Linked DNA regions of Homo sapiens: region 1 is linked to region 2. Evidence: read pairs that join two places in POLR2A ChIA-PET (ENCODE). Cell type or tissue: PC-9. All regions are shown on one strand. Links, peaks and the distances in the headings refer to the core of each region. The heading gives the core; the rest is flanking DNA.

Evidence for each region. Peaks named below come from ENCODE experiments on the same cell type or tissue, not always from the same donor. Only the 100,000 strongest peaks of a DNase experiment are listed, where the experiment ranks them.
Region 1: POLR2A ChIA-PET joins it to region 2 with 9 read pairs; 3 of 35 experiments call an interaction of 5 or more read pairs at or near these places.

What each region holds. Positions count from the first base shown.
Region 1 is chr17:40,895,629-40,898,544 of GRCh38, forward strand. All of the region lies in intron 1 of LOC105371777 (a long non-coding RNA gene), which reads left to right. Among named protein-coding and RNA genes, the nearest start is that of KRT20, 12 kb to the left of the region's middle. In PC-9, for the core only: no CTCF peak of the experiment used is centred there; no DNase peak of the experiment used is centred there.
Region 2 is chr17:41,139,363-41,142,278 of GRCh38, forward strand. It overlaps KRTAP4-6 (keratin associated protein 4-6), which reads right to left and starts at 1,182. Exons shown (of 1, transcript NM_030976.2): 1 at 71-1,182. The coding sequence starts at 1,125. The coding sequence ends at 508. RefSeq lists an enhancer at 314-826. In PC-9, for the core only: no CTCF peak of the experiment used is centred there; a DNase peak (open chromatin) is centred at 1,589; H3K27ac peaks cover 2,427 bases.

The DNA.
Region 1 (2,916 bases), core at 227-2,726, 240 kb before region 2:
GCTGAAGAAGCCAGGAAGGCTTTCTAGAGGGGTGGCTTTCAGAGCAAGATGTGCAACCTCTCCCTAGGATCTGGAGTCCTAGAGCAGGTGGGGAAGAGCAGGGCACTTACTCACCCCCAGACCTTTCCTGGAGGTGTGATCTGGGCTTGGATGGGAAGCACCGGCATGTGAAAGGCCCTGAGGCAGGGAAATGAGCAGAGGTGGGCTGGAAAGGAACCACTGAGTAGAGAAGGGAGGAAAGGAGGCTATAAAGGTCACATTCATTCCATCTCTTCGTGTCTTAACTCTGAAAGAGTCAGAGAACTCCAAATAAAGACCGCTCACATTTTAACGTGGTTGGTAAGGAAGATGAGGGTCTGTGGGATGTGGGAGCAGAACAGTGAGAAAACATCTGAAAGCCACCCTGCTAGGAAGCCTTCCCCGGTTTCTTCGGCTTTCAGCCTCACTTCCTCCTGATTTTTCACAGCACTTCCCAGGGATTCTTGCTTGCTCCTTTCCTATGGGCCCTTGTTAGTACTTCTTCTGCCGGACCCCAGGGAACTCTGAAGATAAATAATTGCAGGCTGGGCGCAGTGGTTCACGCCTGTAAGCCGAGGTGGGAGGATTGCTTGAATCCAGTTCAAGACCAGCCCTGTAAACATAGTGAGACTCCTTCTCTACAAAACATTAAAAAAAAAAAAAAATAGCAGGGTGCGGTGGCACGCACTTGTAGTTCCAGCTACTTTGGAGGCTGAAGTGGGAGGATTGCTTGAGCCCAGAAGGTCGAGGCTGCAGTGAGTGGTGACTGTGTCACTGAACTCCAGTCTGGGGAACAGAGCAAGAATCTGTCTCTAAAAAATCAACAAAAATAATTGCATGAGTCAGGTCAATCTGCAGGCTTAGGGGGCCAGGTGATATGTTCATTGCGTAGTTGGAAAATAGCATGTGATAAGGTAATCAGTCCGGGGATAGTCCAGTTTGGGGTGTCAGAGGGTCAGGAGGAACAGCTCCACTGTGAGGAGCCCCATTTAACCTGATTTAGAAAAGGGAAGGCAGAGAAGCATCAGCGTTGAAACAGGGTTCCCTAGTGACCACAACCGTTGTAGACAGTACACCTTTTTGTGGTTTAGGGTTTTATTCCTGTAATATGTTTCGTAGCCTTATAAATCCGGGGCTTTACACCTTGCTGGGGACTTACTAGGTGTCAATGGAGATGTGGTTTATTAATTGTATTCTTTTTTAAGAATAAGTTGCTCCTATTTGGCTTTCACAATGCAGCTAATATTTTTGATGCCTCAGGTTCTATGAAGGCCTCATTGTTTGGCGTTTTCTACTTTTTTAAGCAATGAAAATGTGGAAAAGCCTGGAGCAATTTCTTATGCGTTTGACACATATGTTGAGGGATATTAAATAATTGCTGCCCAGAGTAAAATATAACAGGTTTTTATGGCCAACCCTTATGTTGACAGAGTGTACAGGCTGGTAGCTATGTATACTTTTTCAAAATAAATGCATCTCTGTGAAATGAGCTATCATCTGAAAGCATGGAGTAATTAAGGAGCAATATATTTGTTCCAAGGAACTGACATTAATGTTGACACACGATGTTTCTAGGCAATTTGATCTATACCAATAATTCACTTTCTTCCCTACAGCAGGACTCATTTTGTTCCTAAGTCATTGGAGGCTGTATTAGAGATTTATCTGGTGGCTTTTTAAAAGCACATTATTTACTACAGTGTGTGTTGAGCCACCATTTATGTTTATTGATCGTAATAAGTATGGCATTCAACCAGAATTTGGATTCAGGTTTTTAATATCTAATTTAGATTCTTTCCCTTGATTACACTGACATAGGGCCTTAGCATTGTTAAAACTGAAAAACTATACAGCAAATTTGACCCTAGATACAATGATCAATCAATCGAAGAGCAAAAATGGAAACCAGTTATTCTGGCTGGTCACAATCTCGTATTAAAATGACTGATCTGGGCCTGGCACAGTGGCTCATGCCTGTAATCCCAGCACTTTGGGAGGCTGAGGTGGGTGAATCACCTGAGGTCAGGAGTTCAAGACCAGCCTGGCCAACATGGCGAAACCCGGTCTCTACTAAAAATACAAAAATTATCTCGGTGTGATGGTGGGCATCTGTAACCCCAGCTACTCAGGAGGCTGAGGCAGGAGAATCGCTTGAACTTGGGAGGCAGAGGTTGCAGTGAGCCAAGATTGCGCCAGTGCACTCCAGCCTGGGCAAGAAGAGCGAAATTCTGTCTCAAAAAAAAAAGAAAAAAGACTGAGGTTTGTTATAATGATTATGATCATTTTGTCTTTGCCTTTTTATTTCTTAGTATCCCAGAAATTATCCAACCAACATTTTTGATGTGGAAATGTGAATGAAATCTCTTTTGGTAGAACTACAAGAAAGATTTTAAAGGTCGTATTTTTTCAGTTTTATCAACATGGACTTAGTAAGTAGCATAACGTCATCAGACTGATCTGGTTCAACTTTTATGTTACAGAGTTGTGAGTTGTTGTGAGTTGTTTTTCAGTTCCATGGACCCCCTGAGCATGCCCAGATGAACCAAGTGTGCAGGAACCTAAGTGCTTGGACTAAGGAGTGGGGACTGAATTAAGAAGCGGACACCCCATGGCAGGGTCCAGTCAGATCATGCCTCCCAGCATCACCTCATTGCAGGATCAGATCATCCTCATTACCCTATGGTTATGAAACCTGACCTAGCCTCAAGCTCAGGGAGACAGATTTGAGCATTTCCTTCAGTTTCCTTGTCAGTCTACTCACAATAAACCTTTCTCACTGCCAAAACCCAGTGCTTTGGTGCTTGACTTAACTTTGCCTGAGGGCAAACGGACCTGGTTTGGTTTGGTGACAGTAGTTTGTGTGTTATTTTAAAGCATTGGTGTTTTAAAATTGTACTG
Region 2 (2,916 bases), core at 272-2,771:
AGTTGTGTTTTGGGTGGAATTTCTCAGGAACTAAGGACAATCATTACAAAGCAACACAAAAAGAACATTGTATTTCTATGCGACAAAAGTGGAGTTTTATTCAGAAGCAGCAAAAATAAGATACAGAAACATTGCTGTAAAAGGAAATACAGGGTGAAACAATCAGACTTTCAAATCTGAGAGTGAGACAACCTTGCCCCGAGTTACCCTGCAAGAATTTCCATGTTTGGGACAGAAGAACTTGGTATCCATAAATACAAATATAAGGTATAAAATTTGGTAAATTCTATTAATTTCTTTCTGTAAATAATATCTAATTTCACACTTGGGTCAACATGGGGAACATATATTCTAGATGTATAGCCAGGACATATATCCTAGATATATGTCCAGGATATGGAAACACAGTTGGTGGGAATGGCCTCTTCTGAGTTGTTTATGAGATGCACAAGGTCTGCTTCTGTGAGGAGTGAGCTGAAGGGGAGGAGATAGTTTCAGGCAAGGAGCTCAGCAGCAAGAGGAGGCACAGCACAAGGGACGGGGGCAGGTGGAAATGACACAGGTTGGGCGATAGCAAGTGGTGTGGCAGGAGACTCGGCCACAGACTGGACGCAGGCAGCAGCAGGGGCGGCAGCAGCACGGGCGGCAGCAGCTGGATTCACAGCAAGAGGGGCGGCAGCAGCTGGAGATGCAGCAGCTGGGACGGCAGCAGGTTGGCTGGCAGCACACAGACTGGCAGCACTGGGACCTGCAGCACCTGGACACACAGCAGCTGGGGCGACAGCAGCTGGAGATGCTGCAGCTGGGACGGCAGCAAGTGGGCTGGCAGCACACAGACTGGCAGCACTGGGGTCTGCAGCAGCTGGATACACAGCAGCTAGGGCGGCAGCAGGTGGTCCTGCAGCAGGTGGTCTGACAGCAGCTGGGACAGCAGCTGGGACGGCAGCAGGTGGGCTGGCAGCACACAGACTGGCAGCACTGGGGTCTGCAGCAGCTGGACACACAGCAGCTGGGGCGGCAGCAGGTGGTCCTGCAGCAGGTGGTCTGACAGCAGCTGGGGCGGCAGCAGGTCTCCAGGCCACAGCCCTGGTCAGAGCAGACGGAACCACAACAGGAGCTGACCATGGTGTCAGAGGGTAAAGGTTCTGGGTGGGTTTCCAAGAGAGTGAGTTTCGTGAGTTTGGGAGTCTCCTTGCTGCATGTCCCCTTTTATACCCAGCTGAGGAGCCTTTGTGATTATGAGAAGATTGTTTCCTTGTTTTTGTTTATATGACACAAATGCAATTACTAAATTATATTGTGTTTTTCTAGTAAAAAATCCCAATATATAGAAAATGATTATTTCCCTTTTCTCACCCTGGTGTTCCCACATGAGTCACCTCTTGTTTTCCTTTCCTTGGTTTCAGTGTCACATGACTTCAGTCTCTGGGTATCATGTGACATGGGAGGGCCACTGTCACTTGTCTGTTTCTCATCATGATATCGTTTTGGGAGAGCTTCTGATTGGGCTAAGATCTCTAGTGGAGAAATGCATGTGTCAATCAGCTGGAATGCTGACAGGAAAAAAAGAAAATATGCTCCTGTTTTTGAGTGTGAGAAATAAGGAAGCTTATGATTCATTGTATGTATTCTGGGTGGCCATTGAGCTAACTAAATTCCTAGGTCATTGCAAGCTGTGTTAATTCTCATCACTCTGGTGCACCTTGAAACAGTTAGTAGTGACTCACTGTTTCTAAGGAACAAAGCATCATCTGGGCTTGAGCTGCGTCTGTCTTCAAAAGTGTCCTACAGGCTGAAGTAGAGTAATGTGGATCATAGTTTTTGATCTGCCTTTTGAAATATCAAATGTGTAATGGTTATGCTTTATTGACATTTTGTTAAAATCTTTTTCATACATTTTGAGCTAAAACATCTAGCAGGGTTTTTTTTTAGTATCACTTATTTCTAAGATTTTTTAAGAAGCATTGAGAGGAATATAAAAGATATATTCTTTAACTTACAGGTACTTATGTAACTGTGGACCTCAATTTTAAAAATCACCCACTTTCTCTTCCTTTCCTCCCCTCTCACCTCTTCATTCCTTCCCTCTGCACACTCCCTTCTGGCAATACTATCTAATATCTTATCTAATTATATTCTTGCTTAAGAAATTCCAGAGGCTAATCTTGAAACAAACCAGGCACAGAGCCCTGAGGAATCCTCTCACTTAGGGGGAATCTTGAACAATTAATCCACCACCATTGGGCTGAAGTCAAAATAATGCCTCCCAAACCTCTGGACACCCAAGATAGCCATTGGAACAAGACATGCAGACTCAGCACCCTGCACCACCCCTGCATGTCTCCCATGCCAAGTTTCCCTTTCAAAACCCTATGGCAAATTTTAAAATTTAAGATGGCACTTTAGAATGCTAGTTCACTAGCTAAAGGATGTCAGTGAGATATATCTTGGGGTGAAATGTTTTTATTTCCTTCACTTAGCATTCTTCTAGTTATTCATTACCAGTTAGTTCAAATGCCATTTTTCTCCAATATCTTTCTTGGCCTCACACAAAGCAAGGTTATCCTCTGGTTTACTGGCTCTCCAACTAGAACTAACTTTCCTTTCACCAGCCCTTGCCTCTTATGTGTTGGCTTTCCAGCAGCAAGCAGCTGAACCTGGGTCCAGTTACATTTACACAGAAATTGCATTCATAACAAGTTTTTATTTTATTTATTTATGTATTTATTTTTTGAGATGGAGTTTCACTCTTATTGCCCAGGCTGGAGTGCAGTGGCACCATCTCAGCTCACTGCAACCTCTGCTTTCCAGGTTCAAGTAATTCTTCCGCCTCAGCCTCCCAAGTAGCTGGGATTACAGCCATGTGTCACCACGCCCGTCTAATTTTGTATTTTTAGTAGAGATGGGGTTTCACCA